Regions from separate parts of the Homo sapiens genome. Here region 1 is linked to region 2. The links are chromatin loops, found by intact Hi-C in ENCODE. Cell type or tissue: ovary. All regions are shown on one strand. Each heading gives the region's core, and the rest is flanking DNA. Links, peaks and the distances in the headings are about the cores only. Region 1 overlaps PRAM1 (PML-RARA regulated adaptor molecule 1). Region 2 overlaps MARCHF2 (membrane associated ring-CH-type finger 2).

Region 1 (14,991 bases), core at 3,137-11,136, 69 kb before region 2:
CCTGAGGTCGTGAGTTTGAGACCAGCCTGGCCAACGTGGTGAAACCCTGTCTCTAGTTAAAATACAAAAATTAGCCAGGTGTGGTGGCGAGTGCCTGTAATCCCAGCTACTTGGGCGGCTGAGGCACGAGAATCATTTGAACCTGGGAAGTGGAGATTGCAGTGAGCCGAGATCGCGCCATTGCACTCCAGTCTGGGTGACAGAGCAAGACTCCATCTCAAAAAATAAAAATAAACAAATAGGGTGGCCTTGGATGGCCTCTCTAATAAGAAAATATGAGAACAGAGGCTGGGAGGAGGAAAAGGAGAGACCCAGGTGGTGCAGAGACATGTCCTGGGTCAGGGACAGGGCAGAGGCCCCGAGGTCGGAGGGAAGTGTTCAGGGTGCAGGGAGGAGAAGGTGGCTGGGTAGGGAGGCTGGTTCGCCCAGGCTTTTATGAGGCATTTAGCTTGAACTGTGGGGACATGAGGAAGCATTGCCGAGTTTTGAGCAGAGGGACACAAACAGACTCAGGGTTCAACAGGCTTCTCCCTCCAGCTGCCATGGGGGGAACTGACCAGGGAAGGGGGTAGGCAGAGGCCCAGGGAAGGGCTTGTTAGAGTAATCCAGGCAATTGGTTGGGGGAGGGCAGACACTGCCTCCCACTACCTCCTGGGGTGACAGTGGTGAAGGCAGTGAGAAGTGGTTGGATTCCGGATGTGTTTTGAAATTAGCACAGAAGGGACTGGGGGCCTGGGCGCGGCGGCTCAAGCCTGTAATCCCAGCTACTGGGGAGGCCGAGGTCGGGGGAATCATTGGAGCCCAGGAGTTGCAAGCTGCAGTGAGCTATGATTGCACCACTGCTCTCCAGCCTGGGCAATGGAACGAGACTGGAGACATGCAGTGGGAGGGGTGAAAGAATGAGGGGGTCAAGGATGCTGGGGGGGTGGGGTACCACCCATGGGGGGAGGGCAGTGGGACTGGAGGCTGCAGGAGGGATGTCGGGATCTCCAGTGCTGCTAGAGGAGGTTGGGTGTGGAATCAGCACTAAATGGAGAAGTAGGGAGGGGTGTCGGTCCCAGGATCCTAGGATCCATGGGGGCTCCTGGGAAAGAGCTGAGGGCTGACCGGGCCTGGGCGCAGGGGTGGTGGTTGTGGGCTGTGCCTGAGGGTCCCCAGGCCCATCCTTCCATGCCCCTTCTGTGTGTTTGAGCCCCTGCCTCATTGGCTCTGCGTCTCCTAGGAGAGCCATCAGGACTTCCGGAGCATCAAAGCAAAGTTCCAGGCCTCTCAGCCGGAGCCCAGCGACCTGCCCAAAAAACCTCCGAAGCCTGAGTTTGGTAAACTGAAGAAGTTCTCCCAGCCTGAGCTAAGCGAGCACCCCAAGAAGGCCCCGCTGCCTGAGTTTGGTGCAGTGTCCTTGAAGCCCCCGCCGCCTGAGGTCACTGACCTCCCCAAGAAGCCCCCGCCGCCTGAGGTCACTGACCTCCCCAAGAAGCCCCCGCCGCCTGAGGTCACTGACCTCCCCAAGAAGCCCCCGCCGCCTGAGGTCACTGACCTCCCCAAGAAGCCGTCCAAACTGGAGTTGAGTGACCTCTCCAAGAAGTTCCCACAGCTGGGGGCCACTCCGTTTCCAAGGAAGCCCCTGCAGCCTGAGGTCGGTGAGGCCCCTTTGAAGGCCTCGCTGCCGGAGCCTGGTGCGCCGGCCCGGAAACCCCTGCAGCCCGACGAACTCAGTCACCCCGCCAGACCCCCCTCCGAACCCAAATCCGGCGCATTCCCCAGGAAGCTCTGGCAACCCGAGGCCGGTGAGGCTACCCCGAGGTCCCCGCAGCCTGAGTTGAGTACCTTTCCCAAGAAGCCTGCGCAGCCTGAGTTCAACGTGTACCCCAAAAAGCCTCCGCAGCCTCAGGTCGGTGGCCTCCCTAAGAAGTCCGTGCCGCAGCCTGAGTTCAGCGAGGCCGCTCAGACTCCCCTCTGGAAGCCTCAGTCCAGCGAGCCGAAGCGCGACTCCAGCGCCTTTCCCAAAAAGGCCTCCCAGCCTCCGCTGAGTGACTTTCCCAAGAAGCCTCCGCAGCCTGAGCTTGGGGACCTCACCAGGACCTCCTCAGAGCCCGAAGTCAGCGTGCTTCCCAAGAGGCCGCGGCCGGCCGAATTCAAAGCGCTCTCCAAGAAGCCCCCGCAGCCCGAGCTGGGCGGCCTCCCCAGGACCTCCTCAGAGCCCGAGTTCAACTCACTCCCCAGGAAGCTGCTGCAGCCGGAGCGCCGGGGGCCACCCCGCAAGTTCTCACAGCCTGAGCCCAGCGCTGTCCTCAAGAGACACCCGCAGCCTGAGTTCTTCGGTGATCTCCCTCGAAAGCCTCCACTCCCCAGCTCCGCTTCCGAGAGCTCACTGCCTGCGGCCGTGGCCGGCTTCAGCTCCCGGCACCCGCTCAGCCCTGGGTTTGGAGCGGCTGGGACACCCCGCTGGAGGTCAGGAGGCCTGGTTCACAGTGGAGGGGCCAGGCCAGGCCTCAGACCCAGCCATCCACCCCGGCGGAGGCCTCTGCCCCCTGCCAGCAGCCTGGGACACCCTCCAGCCAAGCCCCCGCTGCCCCCGGGGCCCGTGGATATGCAGAGCTTTCGGAGACCCTCTGCAGCATCCATAGGTGGGTGAGGGCGGGCGGCACCGGCAGGAGCGGGGGCTGAGGTCCCAGGCAGTGCCGGCTTCCCTGCCCTACTCTCTACCCCACAGATCTACGGAGGACCCGCTCGGCCGCTGGGCTCCACTTCCAGGACCGACAGCCTGAAGACATCCCGCAGTGAGTGTGGGGAGGAAGCGGAGGTGGGTGCGGATTGTGGGGCTCAAAGAGGCCTCATCTCGGCCTGGAGCTCCCAGAACTTCGGGAGGCTGAAGTGGGCGGATCTCCTGAAGTCAGGAGTTCGACAACAGCCTGGCCAACGTGGTGAAACCCCGTCTACTAAAAATACAAAAATTAGCCCGGTGTGGTGGGGGGCACCTGTAATCCCAGCTACTTGGGAGGCTGAGGCAGGAGAATCGCTTGAACCCGGGAGGTGGAGGCTGCAGTGAGCCCGAGATCATGCCCCTGCACCACTCCAGCCTGGGCAACAGAGAAAAACTCCGTCTCAAAAAAAAAAAAAAAAAAAAAAAAAGAAGAGGCCTCATCTCAGGTATCCCCGCAGGGTCCCAGATGAGATCTACGAGCTGTATGACGATGTGGAACCCAGAGATGACTCCAGCCCCAGCCCCAAGGGCAGAGGTTTGTTGGTGGCCTGCCCGAGTCCCTGCAAAACATTCGGGGCAAGGCCATTTTCTGCCATGCTCCTGGTGTAAGAGCAAGTAACATTTTAGGACCTGCTGGCTCCTGCTGGGTGGAACTACATAAGGGGAGCCCAGAGGCGAAGGACCAGTGAGAAGGCTGTTGTAGGCAGAGGTGTGGCCCAGGTTGGCAGCAGGAGATGTGGGAGCAGTGGGTGAATTCAGTAATCAAAAGCAGGCATCAGGCCGGGTGCAGTGGCTCATGCCTGTAATCCCAGAGCTTTGGGAGCCCGAGGCAGGAGGATCGTTTGAGCCAATCCCAGGGCTTTGTGAGGCCAAGACAGGAGGATCCCGTAAGCCCAAGATTCCAGACCAGTCTGGGCCACAGAGCGAGACCTCATCTCTACAAAAAAACTTAAAAATCAGCCAGGTGTGACAAGCATCTGTAGTCCCAGCTATTTGGGATGCTGAGACAAGAGGATTGCTTGAGTCCAGGAGGTCGAGACTGCAGACTGCAGTGAGGCTGTGACTCCACCACTGTACTCCAGCCTGGGCAGCAAACACCCTGTCTCAAAAAAAAAAAAAAAAAAAGCAGGATTTGGTGGTATATAAAGCAGGGAAGTTTCAAGCCTAGCACCCAAGGGCATGACAGAGCCGCCCCTGGGTTGACGACAAGATGTTAGGTTCCATTCATTCATCCATCCATCCATCCATCCATTCATTTATTTATTTATTTTTTGAGATGGAGTCTCGCTCTGTCACCCAGGCTGTAGTGCAGTGGAGCAATCTCAGCTCACTGCAAGCTCCGCCTCCCGGGTTCATGCCATTCTCCTGCCTCAGCCTCCCCAGTAGCTGGGACTACAGGCACCCACCACCGCGCCCAGCTAATTTTTTTGTATTTTTAGTAGAGATGGGGTTTCACCGTGGTCTCGATCTCCTGACCTCGTGATCCACCTGCCTTGGCCTCCCAAAGTGCTGGGATTACAGGCGTGAGCCACCACGCCTGACCCTTATTTATTTATGTATTCGTTTTTTTGTTTGAGATGGAGGCTCGCTCTGTTGCCCAGACTGGAGTGCAGTGCCGTGATCTTGGCTAACTGCAACCTCTGCCTTCCGTGTTCAAGCGATTCTCCTGTCCCACCCTCTGGAGTAGCTGGGATTACAGGCACGTGCCACCAAGCCCAGCTACTTTTTGTATTTTTAGTAGATATGGGGTTTCACCATGTTGGCTAGGCTGGTCTCAAGCTCCTGACCTCAAACGATCCACCCACCTTAGCCTCCACAAGTGCTGGGATTACAGTCATGAGCCACCGCGCCCGGCCTTATATTTTTATTTTTTATTTTTTTGGAGACACAGTCTCGCTCTGTTATCGCCCAGGCTGGAGTGTAGTGGTGCCATCTCAGCTCACTGCAACCTCTGCCTCTTGGATTCAAGCGATTCTCCTGCCTCAGCCTCCCAAGTAGCTGGGATTACAGGCGCCCACCACCATGCCTAGTTAATTTTTGTATTTTTAGTAGAGCTGGGGTTTCACTACATTGGCCAGGCTGGCCTTGAACTCCTGACCTCGTGATCCGCCCACCTCAGCCTACCAAAGTGCTGAGATTTCAGGCGTGAGCCACCACGCCCAGCCTGATTTACTTAGACCTGTTGTGTTCAAGGTAGCTGAGGGGATGTCCAGGCAGAACTTGGGCCTGAAACTCAGGGGGAGGTGTGGCCTGCAGGCAGGTGTGGCAGTGGCAGGGGAGGGAGGCTGCCAAAGGTTTCTTAGAAGTTTGTGCTGGGTGAATAGGGAGCAGGCCCGCACCTCCTGCCCAGCTCCACAGTTAATGCCTTCATGAAAACACAAGCAGCTTCCAGGCAAGCACCTTGCCTGCCTGTCCCTAAATCTGTACCCTCCACTCCCTGCATGTCCCTAAATCTGTCCTTAAATCCGTACCCTCCACTCCAAAGTTAATGCCTTCATGAAAACACAAGCAGCTTCCAGGGAAGCACCTTGCCTGCCTGTCCCTAAATCTGTACGCTCCACTCCCTGCATGTCCCTAAATCTGTCCTTAAATCCGTCCTTAAATCCGTACCCTCCACTCCAAAGTTAATGCCTTCATGAAAACACAAGCAGCTTCCAGGCAAGCACCTTGCCTGCCTGTCCCTAAATCCGTACCCTCCACTCCCAAATCCCCACAGGGCAGTAAGGCAATGCACCCCCATTTTACAGATGCACAAGGCTGGCCCGGCGTGGCAGCTCACACCTGTCATCCCAGCAGTTTGGGAGGTCCGGTGGGCGGATCACTTGAGGTCAGGAGTTCCAGACCAGCCTGGCCCGCATGGCAAAAACCCATCTCTACTAAAAATAAAAAAACTAGCTGGGGCCGGGCGTGGTGGCTCACGCCTGTAATCCCAGCACTTTGGGAGGCCGAGGCGGGTGGATCACCTGAGGTCAGGAGTTCGAGACCAGCCTGAACAACATGGAGAAACCCCATCTCTACTAAAAATACAAAAATTCGCCAGGTGTGGTGGTGCGTGCCTGTAGTCCCAGCTACTAGAGAAGCTGAGGCAGGAGAATCGCGTGAACCTGGGAAGGAAGGGTTGCAGTGAGCCAAGATCACGCCATTGGACTCCAGCTTGGGCGACAGAGTGAGACTCAATCTCAAAAAAAAAAATGAGTCGGGCATGGTGGCATGCACCTGTCATCCCAGCTATTCGGAAGGCTGAGGTGGGAGAATTCCTTGAACCCGGGAGGTGGAGGTTGCAGTGAGCTGACATCGCGCCGCTGCACTCCAGCCTGGGTGACAGAGTGAGACTCTGTGTCTGTCTCAGTTGAAAAAAAAAAAAAAGGCCAGGCGCAGTGGCTCACGCCTGTAATCCCAGCACTTTGGGAGGCCAAGGCGGGTGGATTGCCTGATGTCAAGAGTTCAAGACCAGCCTGGCCAACATAGTGAAAACCTGTCTCTACTAAAAATACAAAAAATTAGCTGGGTGTGGTAGCAGGCGCCTGTAATCCCAGCTACTTGGGAGGCTGAGGCAGGAGAATCGCTTGAACCTGGGAGGCAGGGGTTGCAGTAAGCTGAGATCCTGCCATTGCACTCCAGCCTGGGTGACAGAGTGAGACTCCATCTCAAAAAAAAAAAAAGAAAAAAAAATAGGTACGCAAGGTTGAGGCTCTGGGATGGGGCTTGCCCTGGCTTGCACAGCTGGTCCACGAGCTGGATCTGTGGCAGGGCTTTCAGCGGGGGCCAGAGCTTGAGCTTCTAAGGTGCTCCTGCTCTCGCTGACAGCCTCAGAGGGCCTGGGGCAGAGAGGCCCCCTCTGCTTCTCCTGGGCTTTCTCCCTGAGCTTCTTGCAACACCTCCCTGTGAGCACACAGCTTCCTGGTGGGGCCCCTTCTGCTTCCGCTCTAGGGGAGGCTCTGTGGCTTGGGTCTGGGGGCCACCGTTGGGGATGCGGATGGCCAGGAGTGGGGCTGCTGAGCGCCTGGGCTAGTGACAGCCTGCCTCCAACCACTCCCAGAAGCCCTGCTGGAATCCCCCACCTCTTCCGAGGCTAGGAGCATCTGCCTCTCCTCAAACTTCATACAGTCCCCACCCTTGGCCCATTGTTCCTGTCACCAAATAACCTTCTCCCCCTTCCTTGCCAGTCATTTGAGGTTCTGATAGGAAAAAAGAAAAAAGGGGCCGGGCGCGGTGGCTCATGCCTAAAATCCCAGTTCTTTGGGAGGTGGAGGCAGGCGGATCAGTTGAGGTTGGGAGTTCGAGACCAGCCTGGCCAACATGGTGAAACCCCGTCTCTACTAAAAATACAAAAATTAGTTGGACATGGTGTTGCACACCTGTAGTCCCAGCTTCTGGGGAGGCTGAGGTGGGAGGATCGCTTGAATCCAGGAGATGGAGGCTGCAATGAGCCGAGATTGCACCTCTGCACTCCAGCCTGGGCAACAGAACGAGACCCTGTCTCAAGAAAAAAAGAAAAAAAAAAAGGTCCCACTTCCCTGGATCTCCCGCTTCTCAGGAGTGGCGTGGGCTTCTCACTGTGGGTGCAGCTTCTCAAAGGCAGCTTAGGTCTCTTGGGGCCAGGACTCTGGACTCCCCTTTCCCACTGTCTGCCTTACTTGGAGCAGTGGCAGCTCCACTGCAGAGGTTCCTGGAAGGCAGGGGGCTCCTCTGCAGGTGGGGAGAGCCCAGCCTTTCCCAGGGATCTGAGCTGGCCATGCGGGGAAGGCGGGCAGAGGCCTGCTCTGGGTCAGCTGTGGATGAACCAGGGCTGCCTGCATGGCGGTGCCAAGAGGTGCTCTAATGTGGCGGGTTTGCAGGGACCCTGGAGTGCCAAGGTCAGGTTCGCTCCTGGTGGAGTGACTGCTCACGGCCAGGGAAGCCTCTGAGAGGCAGGAGCAGCTGGAGGGGCTGTGTGTTCCAGGTGAGACTGTGGATGGCCATGCCTGGTATCTGGCGGGCACGATTCAGGTGCTGCTCCTTGGGCTGCTTGGAGGGACTACAGGCCTGAAATGTCCGGCGGGATACTTTGAGCCATTCGGAAAGGACATGCTGGGGCTCTGGGTTCTGGATCTTTCACTCACCAGGGTTCCTGGGGCTCCCACCTGAAGCCAATTCCTTGGCCAGCAGGGCTCTGACTTGGGAGCCTGGTCATTTGCCAGGAAGTGGCACAGGGAGACTGGCACCATGGGAGACCCCTCAGTCCAGAGTCTCATCATCAGTCACCAGTCCAGGACGCTTACCCTAGCAGCATCTTTTAAAAATTATTTTTATTTACTATTTTGAGACAGGGTCCTGGTCTGTCGCCCAGGCTGGAGTGCAGCGGCGCCATCTTGACTCACTGCAACCTCCAGCTCCCAGGTTCCGGCGATTCTCCTGCCTCAGCCTCCTGAGTAGCTGGCATTATGGGCGCCCACCACCACACCCGTCTAATTTTTGTATTTTTAGTAGAGACAGGGTTTCACCATGTTGGCCAGGCTGCTGTCAAACTCCTGACCTCAAGTGATCTGCCCGACTTGGCCTCCCAAAGTGCTGGGATGACAGGCATGAGCCACCATGCCTGGCCATGATATTTTACTGTCAACTATCATTGCCCTCCTGTGCAATGGAACACCCAATTTCTTCTTCCTAACTGTAACTTTGTACCCATGGGCCAGCCTCTCCTCATCCTCCCTTCTGCCTTAGTTTTTCACCCAAATCTCATTACAGTAGAACCCCAGAACCTACCGGGTGCAGTGGCTCAGGCCTGTAATCCCAGCACTTTGGGAGGCTGAGGCAGGGGCATCACCTGAGGTCAGGAGTTAGAGACCAGCCTGGCCAACATGACGAAACCTCATCTGTACTAAAAATACAAAAATCAGCTGGGTGTGGCAGTGGGTGCTTATAATCCCAGCTACTCAGGATGCTGAGGCAGGAGAATCGCTTGAACCCAGGAGGCAGAGGTTGCAGTGAGCTGAGATCATGCCATTGCACTCCAGCCTGGGCAACAAGAATGAAACTCCGTCTCAAAAACAAAAACAAAAACAAAAGAAACAAAAAAAAAAACGGCTAGGCACGGTGGCTCACGCCTATAATCCCAGCACTTTGGGAGGCCGAGGCGGGTGGATCACCTGAGGTCAGGAGTTTGAGACCAGCCTGGCCAACATGGTGAAACCCGTCTCTACTAAAAATAAAAAAAAAAATTAGCCGGGTGTGGTGGCATGTGCCTGTAATCCCACCTACTTGGGAGGTTGAGGGAGGAGAATCGCTTGAACCCAGGAGGTGGAGGTTGCAGTGAGCTGAGATCGCGCCATTGCACACTCTAGCCTGGGCAACAAGAGCAAAACTCCGTCTCAAAAAATAAAAAAGAACCCTAGACCCAACTTGCTCTAGGAGGCAGAAGTGAAATGGCCTCGAAGCCTACAGATAAATCCTGCCTTTACCATTTACCAGCTGGGTGACCTTGGGCAGTTTGCTTGACCTCTCTGAGCCTTTATTTCCTTGTGGACAAGTTGGGCATGACAGTGGCGTCTACTGGCATGAACAAGGTTGCTGAGAGGGCTGCCATGAGGGGCGTGGCCCAGCAGTTCCCACCATGCTGAGCACGTGGCAGGAGTTAAGGGAATGGAAGGCAATCCAGAAGAACCCATGACCCCTGAGAAAGGCTTGCGGAAGAAGGTGGGCAGGGAGAGGTTTGGGAGGGGACCTGGTGGGATTTGGGGAGTCCTCAGAACTGACACAGGGAGGCCTTACTCAAGATCCAGCCACCTGCCAGGCGCAGTGGCTCACGCCTGTAATCCCAGCACTTTAGGAGGCCGAGGCGAGTGGATTGCCTGAGGTCAGGAGTTCAAGACCAGCCTGGCCCACATGGTGAAACCTGTCTGTGTTAAAAATACAAAAATCAGCCAGGTGTGGTGATGGACACCTGTAATCCCAGCTACTCGGGAGCCTGAGGTAGGAGAATCGCTTGAACCCAGGAGGCGAAGGTTGCAGTGAGCCGAGATTGTGCCATTGCACTCCAGCCTGGGTGACAGAGCAAGACTTCGTCTCAAAACAAAAACACAAAAACAAACAAAAAACAGCTACCAGGGTAAAGGCTGAGCCGGCGGGCCCTGCCTTGACTCGGAGTCCTGACTGTCCCCAGATGAAGCGCCCTCAGTTCAGCAAGCCGCCAGGAGGCCACCACAAGACCCAGCGCTCAGGTGCCATGGGCAGAGGGGGTGGGCAGACGGGGGGCGAGCTCCAGGAACCCCCAGAGGAGCACAACTTGCTCACGAGCACACAATTCCTTGGTGGGGGCTATCAGGAAGGAGAAGGATCCCCAGCCACAGCAGTTGCCACCCATGGACCCAAAGTTGCTGAAGCAGCTGAGGAAGGCAGAGAAGGCCGAGAGGGAGTTCCGGAAGAAGTTCAAGGTGAGGCCTCTGAGCTAAGCAGGAGTCCTGGCAGGGCGGAGACCAGGGTCCCACCGATCCCAGGCTCAGAAAGAAGACAGGGGCCCAAGGGCGGCAGCACAAGCAGAGGCCCTAACATCTCGCGCCCCAGTTTGAAGGGGAGATCGTGGTTCACACGAAGATGATGATCGACCCCAACGCTAAGACACGTCGCGGGGGTGGCAAGCACCTCGGGATCCGGCGCGGGGAGATCCTGGAGGTGATCGAGTTCACCAGCAATGAGGAGATGCTGTGCCGGGACCCCAAAGGCAAATGTGAGTGCGCCCGGCCCCGCAGCCCCGGGAGGTCCCCGCCGCCACCCTGGGCCTCAGAACCCACCATGCCCACTCTCTCCACAGATGGCTACGTGCCCAGAACAGCGCTCCTGCCCCTGTGAGTGCCAGCCCTGACCGTGGTGGGGGAGTGCGGGGTGTGTGGTGCAGGGTGGGGGGAATGGGCCACGGTGCCCCTTGCTGACCCAACTGTGCTCTGCCAGGGAGACGGAGGTGTACGATGATGTCGACTTCTGCGGTACGTGGACACTCTGGGAGGGCTGGAGGGACCCTGGCGATTCCCCGGGGGCGCTGCTCACTATTGGGCTTCTGGGGAGAGGGGTCCATGGAAGTCACGCTTCCTCGGCAGATCCCCTGGAAAACCAACCACTCCCCCTGGGACGGTAAGACCGGTAGGCGTGGGGCCAGGACAGCCAGCCAGCCCAGCGCCCGCTCACCCAGGAGCCCTGGATCCCGGCGCGGGAAAGTCACAGAGCTGCCTGGGCTTGTACCTGGCCACATAAAGCCCCAGTTTAAAGCAGTCCCTGCTTCTTGTCTTTTCTTTCCCTCCTGATTGGCACACAGTGGAGCAAAGGCACGGGAACCCCCTGACCAAACACAAAAGGGGGTGTGTCTGGGGTCACCCTGCCATGGTCTCACCCCTCAGGGATAAAAGCCAGTGGGGAGAAAAGGGTGGCAAGAAGCTGGTGAGCAAGGGGGGCTCCGGGTGATCAGAACAGCATGTGCTACCAGGCAGGCAGCCGGGCAGGACGCGCCCCTCCACAGCCAACAGAACAGCAGCAGCCAGGCCTCCTTGCCAGGTATGCACACCTGCTTGGCCTGAGTGGATCCTGAGAGCGCTTCACTGGGGGAAGGGGTGGGGCCTATACCCAATTCTGACAGAGCCCAGGTATCAATCAGATTTGGCCTGAGCCTCTGGCAGGACTGAACACGCATGGAAGGTGGCACACAGTTTGGTCTGTTTCAGCAGGAAAAAAAAAAAGCCAGAGAACAAGCCTGACTCAGGCAGGGCCTGTGCCCCAGGGCGTTAACTTCACAACAGGGAGACAGGATGGCTTTCGGGGGGCTTTTTTTTTTTTTTTTTTGAGACGGAGTCTTGCTCTGTTGCCCAGGCTGGAGTGCAGTGGCGCGATCTCACTCACTGCAACCTCCGCCTCCTGGGTTCGAGTGATTCTCCTGCCTCAGCCTCCTGAGTAGCTGGGACTACAGCCATGAACCACCGCGCCTGGCCTCAGAAGGCTCTAAACAGCCAAACGCTCCATTGTAAGCCGGGGGATTACAGCCCACAGGAAGGCAGTTTCCAGGGAAGAGTCTCCCCCCATCTGTGGGCAGGCACCCACCCCTGGGGCCTCAGACAAGCAAGAGAGGGGATGAGATCCCTGCTGCTTGGACTGGAAGCTCGAGTGACCCCAGCTCCCCACACCTCGCGTGGTTGCCCACACAGCACACACAAGCAGGCCGTTTTCAGGAACCGGTATTTATTATCAAAGTCATATTCGATGTCAACAAGATGCCACAACTACAAAAAAAATTGCGCACATTGCAATCTCAATGCAAACAGTCAAATGGAACCCCAGTCATTAAAAAAGTAATTCAAATTACCCCAAAAAGCAACTGAATTTTTTAAACATCTTTATACATCCAGCCAACAAATTAAAATGGTTAACAAGAAAAAATACAAATTCAGAGGTCTCGTATCGATGTTTAAAAAAGGCAACTGCTTAAGCGTTTCTATCAATTCGAACGTCAATCTCTCGGCCACTCAGCTTCATGCCATTCATCATCCGGCAGGCTCTCTCGGCCACCTCTGGCGACTCGAACTTAACCACGCCACACCCCTTGGACTTCCCATTCTCCATCTTGATGTCGGCGTACAGCACGTGGCCTAGGACAGGGAGGGAAGAAGAGACGACACTCAGTCCCGATTTTGTTAGATTTTGGTGGACAGAGTCAAAAAGGAGAGGCCCTGAAGCCTAGAGCACAAAGGCTCAGAATACAATGGCGAGAACCAATGACTACGGCCCCCTCAGCCACACTGCCATTCTTCTGCTAACAGAGCCTGCCCCTGCCCCATGAAAAGCCTTCCTGGCGGATTCAATGCACGCCTTTACGCTTCAGGAAGTTCAAAAAAGAAGGCGCAGTGTAAAGCCAGCTTTATAGGCAGAAAGTTCCCATACATTTTACAAAGTCTTCATTTTTGATATGCCACCGCCCCTGGTTACAAAGCCATCCGCAATCCAATGGACACGTCTGTACTGTCCAAATGAAAGCCAGCAGGTTTCACTTATTCATTTGAGCACCCGTTAAGCATCCAGATATGTGTCAACGCCGTGGACAGAGCCCTAGAGGGCAAAGGCTCTACTCCAGGAGTACCAAAGGTGGTAGGGCCACAATGCCAGAGGTGGGAACTCAGTGCCTAAGAGAGGGCCCAGGGCAGGTAGGGTGGAGGGGTCCTCAGGGGCAAGTTCTGAGTGAGCTTACACAGAAATTCACCAGAAAGAAGACTTGCCAGTAATTGGCTCACACGAGAGCATTGCGGGACACGTGCAGCACTTGCCGCTCAGGTTCTGGGACAGGAGGGAGATGGAGGAGGATAGGACCAGGTCTTCAAGGGGCTTGTGAGTCTGGACTTCCTCTTGAAGGCACAGGGCCGCTCCAGGCATTGCAAAAGTGGGGGCTGGGGGCGCTGTGATCCCACTGGCCTTTTCAGAATATCTAGCTACAACATGGGAACTCAGGAGTGGGGAAAGAGGTGAAGAATGGAGCAAAGAGGCAGATCATGACTCAACGGCTTGCCCCAAGAACCATGGAGAAGCAGCAATGGTGGTGAAATCGGAGCCACTGCTGAAACAGGAAGCGGGAGGACAGTGCGGAAGCAGCTGCCCAGACCTCTAGCTCAGGCCCCTCTAGCTAAAAAGAACAGAGGTGGTGCATGCGGGGTGGGGGCTCACCCTGGAGGGCAGGGAAGGAAGACAACTTGCTTTCAGCCACAGACAGAGCCCTCCAGAAGAGTTGCCCGATGTGCCAGGAAACCACAAGACCTTAGCCTCACCCTCACAGGAGCTGCTGTGTGCCCAGAGCCTGCACCGCCTCCCCATGGCACCTGCTGGGCTGTGTTCTCTCCGAGGCCCCACACCAGCTGTGCTGAGGGGAAAGCGACCTCGTCTGGGATGTATTTATTTAGCCTTGCCACCTAGAAGCCAGGTAACCTCAGAAGGAAGACTCTGCCTGACTCATCTGTGAAATGGGGACACTACTACCTTGTTTCAAAGACTCAAAAAGAAAAAAGGAAGTAAGGATGAAATGAGAACACAGCTGAAAAACATGTGACACATCACAGGACACTCAACAACCTGCCTGAGCATTGGCGTGGGCAGAACATGGCAAGGCCATGGGTCCTGAGCCGACGGAGGGGGCTGGGAGGGAGGTTTTGCTGCTGACTCGGCTGCGTCACCAACAAGCACGAGGGAAGCACCTACAAAGCCGTTCCCAACACTTACCGCACTCGTTGAATTTGTCCTTTAGCATCTTCCATGTGAAATCGAATGGCAGCTGAAGGGGAGAAGAAAAGGGAGACTGATGCGTGATTAAACCAAATCCTAAGGCATGCCTTGCAGCTGGCTCTGAGGGCCATGCTAGATTTCTCACTATACCGAGAAGCTGGCTGCCCTTCAGACTGAGGCGATCAGCAGGAAACTAATAGATACATGTGGGACAAGGCTGTGAAGCGGCACAGCCAGCTCCCTCCCTGGGGCTCTGCCTGTGGGAGCACCGTGCAGGATGGGACACTCAGGCCTGCGGTGCGCAGCCCACAGTCACTAAATAGTGGCTAAGGGTGGCTGAGCTGGGGAAAATAATTCCGTTACAGCCACTTCTTTCCCTGGACCATCGTGCAACACATAGTGCCTCTTCAAGCCAACCAATCAGAAACTGGAGTCTCTGAGCTCAGCGTCTGCTCCATATTCTAGCACAGTGGAGAAGCCCAGGCTCTTCCAGAACCCACAGTTCTCACATTCCTTACTTGTCCCACTAGCATAAAACGTTTGGGACAGTGGCAAGGAGGTGTGGTCCCCTTTGAAGGGCGCCACCTCTGACTTCATCCTGCTGATCTTTGCCTCCCCTGTCCCCTCATGCTCACCACCACCAAGAAGTTCCCCAAGAGCCACTTACATTTCTCACAAATATCTGGCAGGCCTTCCTGGCCACCCCAGGAGCATGGCCTCCAGCTCCACCAAAGGAACCTGCGAAGCTTCCTCCGAAGTTGCCACGCTCCATCTCGATGGCACGGTCAAAGCTGGCACCGCCACCGCCACCCATGGCCAGGCCCATGCGCTCAATGCCAGCGCCCAGGGCCGGGCCCATGGCAGGGCCCATGCGCTCGAGGCTGTTGGCACCCATGCGCTCCAGGCCCATGCGCTCGAGGCTGTTGGCGCCCATGCGCTCCAGGCCCATCCGCTCCAGATTGTTGGCGCCCATGCGCTCCAGGCCGGTGGCCATGCGATCCATCACGGGGCCCATGCGCTCCAGGCCAGCTCCCATACCTGCGGGCACCATGCGCTCCATG
Region 2 (14,991 bases), core at 3,882-11,881:
CCACTAATTTTTAAATTTTTTATAGAGATGGGCATCTGGCTTTGTTGCCCCGTCCTGGTCTTGAACCTTCTTGCTTCAAGCAATCTTCCTGCCTCAGCCTCCCAGTGTGCTAGGACTGCAGATGTTACAACCACTGGGCCTGGCCTCACTCAGTGTTTTCATCTCAGTTCCTCTCTCTCTTCCCCTTCAATTTTTCTTTTCTTTTCTTTCTTTCTTTTTCTTTTTTTAAAGACAGAATCTCACTCTGTCGCCCAGGCTGGAGTACAGTAGCAGGATCTCAGCTCATTGCAACCTCTGGCTTCTGGGTTTAAGCGATGCTCCTGCCTCAACTTCCCTAGTAGCTGGGATGACAGGCACATGCCACCACACCAGGTTAATTTTTTGTATTTTTAGTAGAGATGGGGTTTCACCATGTTGGCCAGGCTGGTCTCAAACTCCTGACCTCAAGGAATCCGCCTGCCTCAGCCTCCCAAAGTATGGGGATTACAGGCATGAGCCACCGCACCTGGCTTTCCTCTTTCAATTTATTTTTGTTTTTATTTTTATTGAGACAGAGTTTTGCTCTTGTCGCCCAGGCTGGAGTGCAGTGGCGCAATATCGGCTCTCTGCAACCTCTGCCTCCCGGGTTCACGTGATTCTCCTGCCTCAGCCTCCCGAGTAGCTGGGATTACAGGCACCCACCACCACGCACAGCTAAATTTTTGTATTTTTAGTAGAGACAAGGTTTCACCATGTTGGCCAGGCTGGTCTTGAACTCCTGGGCTCAGATGATCCACCTGCCTTGGCCTCCCAAAGTGCTGGGATTAAAGGAGTAAGCCACTGTGCCTGGGTTTTCCCTTTCAATTTCTTTCTTTTTTCTTTTTTCCTTTTTTTTTTTTTTTTTTTTTTGAGATCGAGTTTCGCTCTTTTTACACAGGCTAGAGTGCAATGGCATGATCTAGGCTTACTGCAACCTCCGCCTCCCGAGTTCAAGCAATTCTCCTGCCTCAGCCTCCCAAGTAGCTGGGATTAGAAGCATGTGCCACCACACCTGGTTAATTTGTATTTTTAGTAGAGATGGGGTTTCTTCATGCTGGTTAGGCTGGTCTTGAACTCCCTACCTCAGGTGATCCACCCACCTTGGCCTCCCAAAGTGCTGGGATTACAGGCGTGAGCCACCATGCCCAGCCTCAATTTCTTAATCAATATATATTTCCCCACTATCTTGTTCTCCCCCGATCTCTCTCTCAGGCTTTTGCTCCTCTCTGCCCCACTCCTAATCTTGGGGGTTCATGGATGGGGGTTCCTGCACTCAGGTCAAGGTTCACACCTGGCTCAGGGATTCCCTAGACCTTTGTCACATTTGGAATCTCAAGCTCCTGGAGAGGCAGGGTGACCTCAGAAGCTCTCTTCCACCCACGGCCATAGACAGAGGCAGCCAGGGAGCCCCGTGCCCCACAAGCCAGGGGCCAAATCCTTGGCCCTGCTGCTCCCAGCGGCAGAGCTCGAGACGCGTGCTGCACAACCACAGCCACTCACCAGCGTCCAGAGGACATAGATGGTGAAGAGGGCGATGGTGAGGGCAATGAGACCCACGGCCTCCAGCTGGCTGTGGAGCCGGAGGTGGTCCTGGGCCCCGCGCAGGCACAACCAGCCTGAGATGGCGGCCAGCGGTGTGATGAACAGGAAACACACCATGTCGCAGCACAGTGTCCGCTTCTCCGTCCGCGGCCCCGGGTCCTTCAGCCACTGCAGGGGAGAGGATAGGGGGCAGAGGAGAGGGGGCAGAGAAGGGGCTACTGAGGGGGAGGGGTAAGGACCTCCAGGCCTAGGCCTCCCTCTGTCCTTTCCTTCTTTCTTTTTTTTTTTTTTGAGACAGATTCTCACTCTGTTGCCCAGGATGGAGTGCAATGGTGTGATCTCGGCTCACTGCAACCTCGACCTTCTGGGTTTAAGCAATTCTCCTGTCTCAGCCACCGGAGTAGCTGGGATTACAGGCAAGCGCCACCATGCACGGCTAATTTTGTATGTATATATATTTTTTGAGACAGAGTCTCGCTCTGTCAGCCAGGCTGGAGTGCCGTGGCACGATCTCGGCTCACTGCAACCTCAACATCCCAGGTTCAAGCGATTCTCCCACCTCAGCCTCCCGAGTAGCTGGGATTATAGGCAAGCGCCACCATGCCCTGCTAATTTTGTATTTTTAGTAGAGATGGGGTTTCACCATGTTTGTCAGGCTGGTCTCGAACTTGTGACCTTAAGTGATCTGCCCACCTCGGCCTTCCAAAGTTCTGGGATTACAGGTGTGAGCCACCACGCCTGGCCCTTTCCTTCTTTCAAACATTTATTGAGCCCATGAGGAGCCAGGCCCTGCCAGGTGCTGGGCACATTTACCCCCATTTTACAGATGGGGAAACTGAGGCACAGAGGAATTAACTCAAGTGAGCAAACTCACACAGCTACATAGTCCACAAAGCTGGGGTTCCAACCTGGGAAGTCTTGCTCCAGGGCCGAAGCGTCTTTGGCTACTAATCTACTACGCTTGGCCTTCCCCAGATGACAGGCCAAAAGAAATGGGCTAAAAAAAAAAAAAAAAAAAAAAAGCCCTGGTGTGGTGGTTCACGTCTGTAATCCTAGCACTTTGGCAGGCCAAAGTGGGTGGATCACTTGAGGCCAGGAGGTCAAGACCAGCCTGGCTAACATGGAGAAACCCTGCCTCTACTAAAAATACAAAATTAGCTGGGCGTGGTAGCACGCACCTATAATCCCAGCTACTCAGGAGGCTGAGGCAGGAGAATTGCTTGAACCCAGGAGGTGGAGGTTGCAGTAAGCCAAGATCGTGCCACTGCACTCCAGCCTGGGTGACAGAGTAAGACTCTGTCTCAAAATAATAATAATAATAATAATAATAATAATAATAATAATAAGTTCTTTCATTTCTTTGATTTTTTTGTAGAGACAGGGTCTTGCTGTGTTGCCCAGGCTGGTCTTGAACTCCTGGCCTCAAGTGATCTTCCCACCTTGGCTTCCCAAAGTGCTGGGATTACAGGCATGAGCTACCACACCCAGCCAAGAAATGGGCTTAATTCATGAAATTCTGGTGGATGAGACAGAAAGGGCCCCTGCCCTCCCATGCTGGCAGTGGAGGTATGAAATGGGTGAACGGTCACATGGGGCAAGGCCTTGCCAAGGAGGTGACATTGAAGAGAACGGAATGAACAGAAGGAACCACGTGAAGAATGGGGGAGATGGGGCTCTAGGCTGCAGGGGCGGCAGATGCAAAGGCCCTGGGATAGGGGGAGGCGGCCTAGACAAGATGTGTGGGGAGGGGGCTGTGTGGCTGTAGCACGGAGACCAAAGTGGGTGTGGGAGGGTGTGTGAAGGGGCTGGACCTCCCTCCCACTTTTCTCCCTACACTCTGGCTCCTAGGTGGGCCAGGGGCTTTTCTAGGGTTTTTGTTTTTTGTTTTTTGAGACGGAGTTTCGCTCTTGTTGCCCAGGCTGGAGTGCTGTGGTGCAATCTTGGCTCACTGCAACCTCCGCCTTCCGGGTTCAAGCTGGGATTACAGGCCCCCGCCACCATGCCCAGCTAATTTTTGTATTTTTAGTAGAGACGGTGTTTTACCACATTGGCCAGGCTGGTCTCGAACTCCTGAACTCAGGTGATCCACCCACCTCTGCCTCCCAAAGTGCTGGGATTGTGAGCCACCACGTCCAGCCTTGGTTTTTTTTTTTTTTTTTTTTTTTTTTTTTTTTTTGAGATAGAGTCTCAATCTGTTGCCCAGGCTGGAGTGCAGTGGCGCTATCTCAACTCACTGCAAACTCCGCCTCCCAGCTTTAAGTGATTCTCCTGCCTCAGCCTCCCAAGTAGCTGGGATTACAGGCATGCGCCACCACACCTAGCTTTTTCCTCATCGTTTGAGACAGAGTTTTGCTTTGTCACCCAGGCTGGAGTGCAGTGGCTTAGTCTCAGCTCACTGCAACCTCCGCCTCCCGGGTTCAAGCAATTCTCCTGCCTCAGCCTCCCTAGGGTTCAAGCAATTCTCCTGCCTCAGCCTCCCTAGGGTTCAAGCCAGTCTCCTGCCTCAGCCTCCCTAGTGGATGGGATTATAGGCACCCACCACCATACCTGGCTAATTTTTTTTTTTGAGATGGAGTCTCACTCTGTCGCCCAGGCTGGAGTGCAGTGGCCTGATCTCAGCTCACTGCAAGCTCCGCCTCCTGGATTCAGGCCATTCTCCTGCCTCAGCCTCCCGAGTAGCTGGGACTATAGGCACCTGCAACCACGCCCGGCTAATTTTTTGTATTTTTAGTAGAGATGGGGTTTCACCATGTTAGCCAGGAAGGTCTTGATCTCCTGACCTCGTGATCCGCCCGCCTCGGCCTCCCCAAGTGCTGGGATTACAGGCATGAGCCACCGTGCCCAGCCCACACCTGGCTAATTTTGTATAGCTAGTAGAGACAGGGTTTTCCCATGTTGGCCAGGCTGGTCTTTAACTCCTGACCTCAGGTGATCCATGCATCTTGGCCTCCCAAAGTGCTAGGATTACAGGCGTGAGCCACCGTGTCTGGACTTTTTTTTTTTTTTTTTGTATTTTTTGTATTTTTAGTAGAGACGGGGTTTCACCATGTTGGCCAGGCTGGTCTCGAACTCCTGACCTCAAGTGATCTGCCCGCCTCGGCCTCCCGAAGTGCTGGGATTACAGGCATGAGCCACCGCGCCCGGCAGCTTGTTCCTTTTCATCTCTCAGGCCTCAGCTGGGGGGTTCACCTCCTTTTGAGGCCTTGCCTGACACCCCAAGTTGCCCCACCCCCTGTGACATGTTTTTCCCTTACTGCACTATTGCTCCCAGAAACCAGTTGCTTCGTTGATTTTTTTTTTTTTTTTCTGTAACCTCATATCAGAAGCGATGCTTTGAAGTCCAGATTAAAGTTACTGGACTTTAATCTCCATGAGTGCCCAGCCCTACGTGTCTTGTTGGTGGCTGGGTCCCCAGTGCCTAACAGAGTGCTGGGCATGCTGGAGGTGCCCAGGAAATCTCTGCTAATGAAAGACACAGGCTGGGAGCGGTGGCTCATGCCTGTAATCCCAGCACTTTGGGAGGCTGAGGTGGGCAGATCACTTGAGGTCAGGAGTTCGAGACCAGCCTGGCCAACATGGTGAAACCGCATCTCTACTAAAAATACAGAAAATTAGCTGGGCATGGTGGCGCACGCCTGTCATCCCAGCTACTTGGGAGGCTGAAGCAGAAGAATCGCTTGAACCTGGGAGGCAGAAGTTGCAGTGAGCCGAGATCGCACCACTGCACTCCAGCCTGGACAAGAGTTAGACTCTGTCTCAAAAAAAAGAAGAAGGAGAAGGAAGAAGAAGAAAGAAGAAGAAGAAAGACTGAATGAAAACAGGGAGAGGTTAATGGGTCTGGGAGCTCTTAAACCCTAGGCCTGGTTTCTGACACACCATCAGCAGACCCACCTGGTGGACAGGGGCGGTAGGGAGTTCTGCCCTAGGAGGACCACCAGATTGCCCGGGGCAGCTCCTGCCTTTGGCCCCCATGTCTGCCCTCTCCCCACTGCCCACCGCAGTCTCAGACTCTTAAGGGTACCTCTGTGAGGGGTCGAGGCCGTTTCTCCACTGCAAACTCCGTGTGGCACAGCTCGCAGTAGCTGGTGTTAGATGAGGAAAGCCACTTCTCCAGACAGCTCTTATGCACGGCACCCAGCGTGCCGGTGCAGCCACACGGGGACAGCAAGCACTCCCCGTTCGCTCCCTCATGGCAGATCCGGCAGAAAGGACCATCACTGGACACAGAGATAGGACCCATGAGCAATGATTGGGCTTTCTGTCTATACCTGCTTCACTACCCACTGGATCACAAGCTCACCCTTACCCCATGCTGCCACTTAGTGAACTCCTACTCATCCTTCAATGCCCAGCTCTAAATGTCCTTCCCTTTGGGAAGGAGATGCAGGGAAGGTAACCTTGCGAAGCCTTCCCAGACTCCCACAGGTGGAGTGATGTGTTCCCTTCCCAGGGACCCTGCAGCACCCTCTCAGACCCAAGATGGGCATCTGTTATACCCGCCCCCATGTCCTCTCCAAATTTCCCTAAAATACCCACCCTGATTGTCCTGCACAACTTCCCCACCCTCAACTCTTTTTTTTTTTTTTTTTTTTTTTGAGACAGAGTCTCGCTCTGTCACCCAGGCTGGAGTGCAGTGGTGCGATCTCGGCTCACTGCAAGCTCCGCCTCCCGGGTTCACGCCATTCTCCCACCTCAGCCTCCCGAGTAGCTGGAACTACAGGCACCTGCCACCACGCCCGGCTAATTGTGTTTTTGTATTTTTAGTAGAGACGGGGTTTCACCGTGTTAGCCAGGATGGTCTCGATCTCCTGATATTGTGATCCGCCTGCCTCAGGCTCCCAAAGTGCTGGGATTACAGGCGTGAGCCACCGCACCCGGCCCCCAATCCTCGACTCTTAATCCTCAAAGACCAGCTGGGTGAGGTGGCTCATTCCTGTAATCCCAGTACTTTGGGAGGCCAAGGCAGGAGGATCATGAGGTCAGGATTTCAAGACCAGCCTGGCCAACATGGTGAAACCCCGTCTCTACTAAAAATACAAAAATTAGCTGGGCGTGGTGGTAGGTGCCTGTAATCCCAGCTACTGGGGAGGCTGAGGCAGGAGTATCACTTCAGCCTGGAAGGCAGAGGTTACAGTGAGCCGAGATTACACCACTGCACTCCAGCCTGGGTGACAGAGTGAGGCTCCGTCTCAAAAAAAAAAAAAAATCCTCAAGGACTAGGGCAGAGCAGACAACACTCCTCATGACCTCAGGCCTCATACTGGACCAGTCAGAACACCAGGCCGGGAGCAGTAGCTCATGCTTGTAATTCTAGCACTTTGGAAGGCTGAAGCGGGAGGATCACTTGAGCCGAGGAGTTCAAGGCCAGTGTGGGCAACCTAGTGAGATCTCATCTCTATAAAAAAAAAATTTTCTTTTTTTTTTTTTGAGATGGAGTCTCGCTCTGTCATCAGGCTGGAGTGCAGTGGTGTGATATCAGCTCACTGCAACCTCCACCTCCCAGGTTCAAGCGATTATCCTGCCTCAGCCTCCCGAGTAGCCTCAGCCTCCCGAGTAGCTGAGACTACAGGCACATGCCACCATGCCCAGCTAATTTTTTTTTTTTCTGTATTTTAGTAGAGACGGGGTTTCACCGTGTTAGCCAGGATGGTCTCAATCTCCTGACCTCGTGATCTGCCCGCCTCAGCCTCCCAAAGTGCTGGGATTACAGGCGTGAGCCACCACGCCCGGTCCCAAAATTTTTTTTAAAGACTTATCTTGGCGTGGTGGTACATGTTGTGGTCCCAGCTACTTGGGAGGCTGAGGCAGGAGGATCACATGTGCCCAGGAGTTCAAAGCTCCAATGACCCATAATTGTACCACTATACTCCAGCTTGGACAACAGAGTGAGACCATTTGAAAAAAAGAAAAAGAAAATAGAACAGCACGCACCCCTGCTCATGCAACCAACTCAGGCTTGTATGATACCATCAGAGTCACCGATAATCTATTCCTAAAATTCTTTGTTTCCCCGTAAACTCCAGAACTGTCGGCCACAAGGCTGACAGAAGCCTGGAGCTCCTGCAGCTGCCTAGTCTGTGTGGAGCCTGTGAATGATGCCAGCACAGAGGAGAGCAGAGCCAAGAGACAGGGAAAGGTAGATTTTTTTTTTTCTTTTTTTTGAGACAGTGTTGCTCTGTCACCCAGGCTGGAGTGCAGTGGCGCGATCTCGGCTCACTGCAAGCTCGACCTCCCAGGTTCATGCCATTCTCCTGCCTCAGCCTCCAGAGTAGCTAGGACTACAGGCGCCGGCCACCACGCCCGGCTAATTTTTTGTATTTTTTGTAGAGACGGGGTTTCACCGTGTTAGCCAGGATGGTCTCGATCTCCTGACCTCGTGATCCACCCGCCTCGGCCTCCCAAAGTGCTGGGATTACAGGCGTGAGCCACTGCGCAAGGCCTGGGAAAGGTAGATTCTTAAGGACATCTTTGCGGGCCCCTGGATCTAATCACACCTGAAGCCCGTGCTACCTGAGAAACCTGTGCATCCAGAGAGAAGTGCTCACCTGCTCCTCTGCCCTTGTGAGGGGGAAATAGAAATAAAAAGCATCTGCAGAAAGCTGCCTCGGAAAAGTCTCCAGCCCTGGCCCAGTCTCTGGGGATGCCGGGTCCTTCCCAGGGCAGCTCAGGAGGCAGGGGGCGTGGCCCAGAGGCCAAACAGCCATGAGTCACTGTTTCCCAAACATTTCTGGCCAGAAGGCAGACTGTGAGGTCACACAAAGAAGAGCTATTTTCCAGACAACGCCAATTTCCTCTCAGAGAGACTGTATTTTTTTTTCTTTCTTTTTTTTTTTTTTTTTTGAGTCACCCAGGCTGGAGTGCAGTGGTGCAATCACAGCTCACTGCAGCCTCGGACTCCCTAGCTCGAGCGATCCTCCTGCCTCAGTCTCCCGAGTAGCTGGGACTACAGGTGGCACCACGCCACACAGCTAATATTTTTTAACTTTTTCTAGAGAGGGGGGTCTCACTATGTTGACCAGGCTGGTCTTGAGCTTCTGGGCTCAAGCGATCCTTCAGCCTTGGACTTCCAAAGTGCTGGGACTACAGGCATGAGCGACCACGCCTGCCTGGAAATGACTGTTTTCTATCCTTTTCTCAGATTCTCATGCTGCGGGGTGGAGTTGGGCGGCTTTAAAAAGAGCCCAACAGGCTGCTCATGGCTGCTTTCTCAACAGTCCTGTCCCTGGACTGCTATTTCCTCCTGCAATGGCAAAAGGGCATGCCTGCCTGCCTCCTTTCTGAACCCATACCCCGATCCCACCCTCCCCCAAGTACACACACAAACAAAGTTAACAAAAAAGGAACCCTTTGTCCGGAAACCAACCCAGGGAAACAGAAGTGACGAGAATCTTGAGGAAGAATCATGTCAGTTTGGAGCTTGTTCTGGGAAACTGTGAAAAAGTTTGGGAGAGCAAATTCAGAGAAGAGGCCAGGCACAGTGGTTCATGCCTGTAATCCCAACACTTTGGGAGGCCGAGGTGGGTGGGTCATCTGAGGTCAGGAGACCAGCCTGACTAACATGGTGAAACCCCGTCTCTACTAAAAAAATACAAAAATTAGTCGGGCATGGTCGGGGCGGGGGGGCTGTAATCCTAGCTACTTGGGAGGCTGAGGCAGGAGAATCGCTTGAACCCAGGAGGCAGAGGTTGCAGTGAGCTGAGATCATGCCACTGCACTCCAGCATGGGTGACAAAGTGAGACTCTGTCTCCAAAACAACAAAACAAAACAAAAAAACAAATTCAGAGAAGAGAGGAAAAAAAAAGCCTTAATATTTGTTGAGCACGGCCAGGCGCGGTGGCTCACGCCTGTAATCCCAGCACTTTGGGAGGCTGAGGTAGGTGGATTATGAGGTCAAGAGATCAAGATCAGCCTGGCCAACATGGTGAAACCCCATCTCTACCAAAAATACAAAAATTAGCTGGGTGTGGTGGCGCGTGCCTGTAGAACCAGGTACTCAGGAGGCTGAGGCAGGAGAATCGCTTGAATCCGGGAGGCGGAGGTTGCAGTGAGCCGAGATCACGCCACTGTACTCCAGCCTGAGTGACAAAGCAAGACTCTCTAAAAAAAAAAAAAAAAAAAAAAATTTAAAAAGAGGCTGGGCACGGTGGCTCACACTTATAATCCCAGCAGTTTGGGAGGCCGAGACGGGCAGATCACCTGAGGTCAGGAGTTTGAGACCAGCCTGGCCAACATGGCGAAACCCCGTCTCTGCTAGAAGTACAAAAACTAGCCAGGTGTGGTGACGGGTGCCTGTAATCCCAGCTACTCGGGTGGCTAAGGCAGGAAAATCACTTGAACCTGGGAGGCGGAGGTTTCAGTGAGCTGAGACTGCGCCACTGCACTCCAGCCTGGGCAACAAAATGAGACTCTGTTTCAAAAAAAAAAGAGAGATACAGTGGTGAAGTAATTTGTCCCAGGTCACTCTGGGAGAGAGAGAGGTGTCCACTCAGGGTCAGGGCCGAGGCACTGAGCCCACAGCCTGCACTCCTGACCGCCCCCTATACTGCCTCCCAAAAGTGTGTTACTTGACAACATTTGACCTTCAGATTTCACATAATAATCTGGAATTTCAGCTTTTCCTAAAGAATCAGACCCGGCCAAAGCTAGGCCTCTGTTTCCACAAGGCGATAACTGTTTGTGTCTCTTTCTCTATTTACCCACTTGGCCCTCTGTCAACGGTTGGACTTCTAACCCCAGGCTGGGAGAAACTCACTGCGCCCAGAGAGAAGAGGCAACAAAGGCCAGGATATCCACGCAGTCACCACTCACCTCGGTGTGTCCAAGGCACGGATGACGGTGGAGAGGAGCCGGCCATCCCTTGAAGTCACCTGTGCCACATACTGGGGCGGTCCGAGGCCCGTAGCCTCCACGACCTTGGAGAAGGCAGGGCTGCCGGAGCAGTCACACAGGGAGCCGGGGAGGTGGCAGCAGTCACCCGTCGTCATGGCCACCGGGAGCCCCGTATCCTCAGGGCCTGAGGCCCATGGTTCCAGGAGCCTGGGAACAGGCCAGTGCGGAGGTTAGGGGCAAGGTTAATGAGCCTGACGGACTAAGGTTTGAGTCCCCTCTTGTCAAGGCTGTAGGGACCACTAGACCATTTACATCTCTGAGCCTCAGTTTGCACCATCTGTAAAATGGGCCTCTGTAGGGCCAGTGAGGATTCAAGGAGACGATGCATGTAACTCAGCACAAGGCTGGTATACAGCAGGAGCTTGGGTTGTATTATTTCTCACTCTCCTAAGAAAAGCTATGCTTCCCTGGCCAGGCGCGGTGGCTGACGCCTGTAATCCCAGCACTTTGGGAGGCTGAGGCGGGTGGATCACGAGGTCAAGAGATCAAGACCATCCTGGCCAACATGGTGAAACACTGTCTCTACTAAAAATACAAAAAAAAAAAAAAAAAAGAAAAGAAAGAAAAAAGTAAAAAAAAAAGAAAAGCTAGGTTTCCCATTCTGGCTAACACAGTGAAACCCCATCTCTACTAAAAATACAAAAAATTAGCCAGGCTTGGTGGCACGCGCCTGTAGTCCCAGCTACTTGGGAGGCTGAGGCGGGACAATCGCTTGAACCCAGGAGGGGGAAGTTACAGTGAGCCGAGATCACGCCACTGCACTCCAGCCTGGGCGACAGAGCAAGACTCTGTCTCAAAAAAAAAAAAAAACCCAAAAAAAACAGGAAAGCTAGGCCTGGCCAGGTGTGGTGGCTCATGTCTATAGTCCCGGTGCTTTGAAAGCCAAGGTAGGAGGATTGTTTGAGCCCCAGGAGTTTGAGACCAGCCTAGGCAACACATCAAGACTCTATCTTTATAAAAAATGAGAAAATTAGGCCAGGAGCAGTGGCTCACACCTGTAATCCCAGCACTTTGGATTCAAGACAATCCGCCTGCCTCCGATTGCCTCAGCTCAGGAGTTTGAGACCAGCCTGGGCAACATGGTGAAACCCTGGCTCTACTAAAGAAAACCAAAAATATTAGCCAGGCATGGTAGCACAAGCCTATAGTCCCAGCCACTTGTGAGGCTGAGGTGGGAGGATGACTTGAGCCCAGGAGTTTGAGGCTGCAGTGAGCTATGACGGTGCCCACAGCACTCCTGCCTATGCCACAGAGTGAGAACCTGTCTCTAAAAAAGAGAAGACAAGAAAAGCTAGGCCTCCTCTTACCCTCAAAGCCTCCAGGGCCAGGACCACCTTTCAACTAATATCACCTTTCCAGATAAGGTATCAGAACCAGTTCTTTTTTTTTTTTTTTTTTTTGAGACAGAGTTTCGCTGTGTTGCCCAGGCTGGAGCGCAGTGGCACGATCTCAGCTCACTGCAACCTCCACCTCCTGGGTTCAAGCGATTCTCCTGCCTCAGCCCCCCAAGTAGCTGGGACTACAGGCATGCACCACCATGCCTGGCTAGTTTTTGTATTTTTATTTATATTTATTTATTTTTTTTTTAAGATGGAGTTTCACTCTTGTCGCCCAGGCTGGAGTGCAATGGCATGATCTCGGCTCACTGCAACCTCCACCTTACGGGTTCAAGCGATTCTCCTGCCTCAGCCTCCCAAGTAGCTGGGATTACAGGGGCCCACCACCACACTCAGCTAATTATTTATTTATTTATTTATTTATTTATTTATTTATTTTTTGAGACGGAGTCTCACTCTGTCGCCCAGGCTGGAGTGCAGTGGCGCGATCTCAGCTCACTGCAAGCTCCACCTCCTGGGTTCACACCATTCTCCTACCTCAGCCTCCTGAGTAGCTGGGACTACAGGCGCCCGCCAACACACCCGGCTAATTTTTTGAATTTTTAGTACAGACGGGGTTTCACCATGTTAGCCAGGATGATCTCCATCTCCTGACCTTGTGATCCACCTGCCTCAGCCTCCCAAAGTGCTAGGATTACAGGTGTGAGCCACTGCGCCCGGCAATTATTTTTATTTTTATTTTTATTTTTTATTTTTATTTATTTATTTATTTATTTTTTTTTTGAGACGGAGTCTTGCTCTTTCGCCCAGGCTGGAGTGCAGTGGCCTGATCTCAGCTCACTGCAAGCTCTGCCTCCCGGGTTCACGCCATTCTCCTGCCTCAGCCTCCCGAGTAGCTGGGTCTACAGGCGCCCGCCACCACGCCCGGCTAATTTTTTCTATTTTTAGTAGAGACGGGGTTTCACCGTGTTAGCTAGGATGGTCTCGATCTCCTGACCTCGTGATCCGCCCGCCTCGGCCTCCCAAAGTGCTGGGATTACAGGTGTGAGCCACCGCGCCCGGCCAATTATTTTTATTTTTATTGTATTTTATTTATTTATTTTTTGAGATGGAGTCCGGCTCTGTTGCCCAGGCTGGAGTGCAATGGCGCGATCTTGGCTCACTGCAACCTCCGCCTCCCGGGCTCAAATGATTCTCCTACCTCAGCCTGCTGAGTAGCTGAGACTACAGGCATGCGCCACCATGCCCAGCTAATTTTTGTATTTTTAGTAGAGATGGGGTTTCACCATTTTGGCCAGGATAGTTTTGATCTCTTGACCTTGTGATCCTCCTGCCTTGGCCTCCCAGAGTGCTGGGATTACAGGCATGAGCCACCACGCCCGGCTAATTTTTGTATTTTTAGTAGAGATGGGGTTTCACCATGTTGGCCAGGATGGTCTCAAACTCCTGACCTCAGGTGATCCATCTGCCTCGGACTCCCAAAGTGCTGGGATTACAGGTGTGAGCCACTGCACCCGGCCCGGCAGAGAATTTCATTGAAGAAACAAGGGCCCTTTCTGGAGACCTCCTTGAAGCCAATACAGGTGCCCTGGAGCCAAGGATCTCTGTTCCCAGCTTGTCCAACCCCCAAGAGCTACAATGTCCAGAGCCCCTGCAGCCCCTAAAGTGTTCAGAAAGTCCAAGCAAGAGAGGCAATCAAGTACTCAGCGAAGTATTCCCACCCCCACCCCAAGTCAGCTTGTAAACTGCCAATCAAAATCCGAGCCCTGGGCCAGGGGAAGTTGTTCATACCTGTAATCCCAGCGCTTTGGGAGGTCCAAGCAGGAGGATCACTTGAGGCCAGGAGTTTGAGACGAGCTAGGGCAACATAGAGAGACCCTATCTCTCTGAAGGTTTTTTTGAATTAGCCAGGCATGGTGCTGAAAGCCTGTAGTCCCAGCTACTTGGGAGGCTGAGGAGGGAGCCTCAACCTCTTGAGCCCAGGAGTTCAAGGCTGTAGTGAGCTATGATCACACCACTGCACTCCAGCCTGGGTAACAGAGCAAGACCCAGTCTCCAGTCTCTAAAACAGAACAAAAGAAAGCAAGCAAACAAACAAACAAAAAAACAAATCTGAGCTCCAAAGTGGGGAGGTGAAGGAACAGGGGAGCAATTACTAACTCTTGCGCTAGGACGGTTCACTGCTGGATAAATGCCCTCTAAACAGCTCAGCCAGCAGCCTTCCTGGCCTCACATGTTCTTCTGAGCATCATAGTCAGGCCTCTGCAGGCCAGATAAGCAAGTATTGCCCAAAGGCAGGGACCCAAGAGGAAGACTGCAGGCCTGAGATAACACCCACAGGGCAGTGGCCGGGCCTGACACAGGGTGCCTGCTGCTCTCCCTCCCAAGTCCCTGCAACCAGAACCTTAAGCTCAGAGGCCAAAGGGGAAGCGGCTGGGCTCTTTACGGGAAGGCAGGCAGAGGCGAGTCCTTTCCTCCAGCCCAGCCCTTCTGAGGCTAGGTCTTTACATTTCTTTTTTTTTAAGACAGGGTCTTGGCCGGGCGTGGTGACTCATGCATGTAATCCCAGCACTTTGGGAGGCCGAGGTGGGCAGATCACCTGAGGTCAGGAGTTCAAGACGAGCCTGACCACATGGAGAAACCCCGTGTCTACTAAAAATACAAAAAAATTAGCCAGGCATGTTGGCGCATGCCTGTAATCCCAGCTACTCGGGAGGCTGAGACAGGAGAATCACTTGAACCTGGGAGGCAGAGGTTGCAGTGAGCCGAGATCGCACCATTGCACTCCAGCCTGGGCAACAAGAGTGAAATTCTTTCTCAAAAAAAAAAAAAAAAAAAAAAAAAAAAAAAGACAGGGTATTGGCCGGGCGTAGTGGCTCATGCCTGTAATCCCAGCACTTTGGGAGGCCGAGGCGGGCGGATCACCTGAAGTCAGGAGTTCGAGACCAGCCTGGCCAACATGGCAAAACCCCATCTCTACTAGAAGCACAAAAATTACTTGGGCATGGTGGCGGGCAACTGTAATCCCAGCTACTTGGGAAGCTGAGGCAGGAGAATCGCTTAAACCTGAGAGATGGAGTTTGCAGTGAGCTGAGATCACGCCACTGCACTCCAGCCTGGGTGACAGCAAGACTTCATCCCCCCGCCCAAAAAAAAAGACAGGGTCTCACTCTGTTACCCAGGCTGAAATGCAGTGGTGTGATC

Evidence for each region. A loop is a pair of places that touch in the nucleus more often than their neighbours do. Peaks named below come from ENCODE experiments on the same cell type or tissue, not always from the same donor. Only the 100,000 strongest peaks of a DNase experiment are listed, where the experiment ranks them.
Region 1: a loop joins it to region 2, with 2.0 times the contacts of the local background. A loop is called at or near these places in 54 of 110 quality-filtered maps.

Annotation. Positions count from the first base shown.
Region 1 is chr19:8,486,012-8,501,002 of GRCh38, reverse strand. PRAM1 (PML-RARA regulated adaptor molecule 1) reads left to right here. Exons shown (of 10, transcript NM_032152.5): 2 at 1,223-2,627; 3 at 2,714-2,780; 4 at 3,163-3,239; 5 at 9,846-9,903; 6 at 10,008-10,116; 7 at 10,247-10,409; 8 at 10,494-10,527; 9 at 10,631-10,665; 10 at 10,777-10,947. The coding sequence ends at 10,814. It overlaps HNRNPM (heterogeneous nuclear ribonucleoprotein M), which reads right to left. Exons shown (of 16, transcript NM_005968.5): 14 at 14,598-14,991; 15 at 13,928-13,979; 16 at 11,889-12,312. The coding sequence ends at 12,149. Among named protein-coding and RNA genes, the nearest start is that of PRAM1, 9.1 kb to the left of the region's middle. RefSeq lists enhancers at 1,808-2,494, 13,394-13,443, 13,734-13,823. In ovary, for the core only: no CTCF peak of the experiment used is centred there; a DNase peak (open chromatin) is centred at 6,613.
Region 2 is chr19:8,417,395-8,432,385 of GRCh38, reverse strand. MARCHF2 (membrane associated ring-CH-type finger 2) reads right to left here. Exons shown (of 5, transcript NM_001005415.2): 2 at 10,370-10,597; 3 at 5,582-5,777; 4 at 1,519-1,728. The coding sequence starts at 10,545. Among named protein-coding and RNA genes, the nearest start is that of MARCHF2, 12 kb to the right of the region's middle. RefSeq lists enhancers at 7,489-8,352, 14,038-14,182 and a cis regulatory region at 14,102-14,119. In ovary, for the core only: no CTCF peak of the experiment used is centred there; a DNase peak (open chromatin) is centred at 8,235; H3K27ac peaks cover 1,655 bases.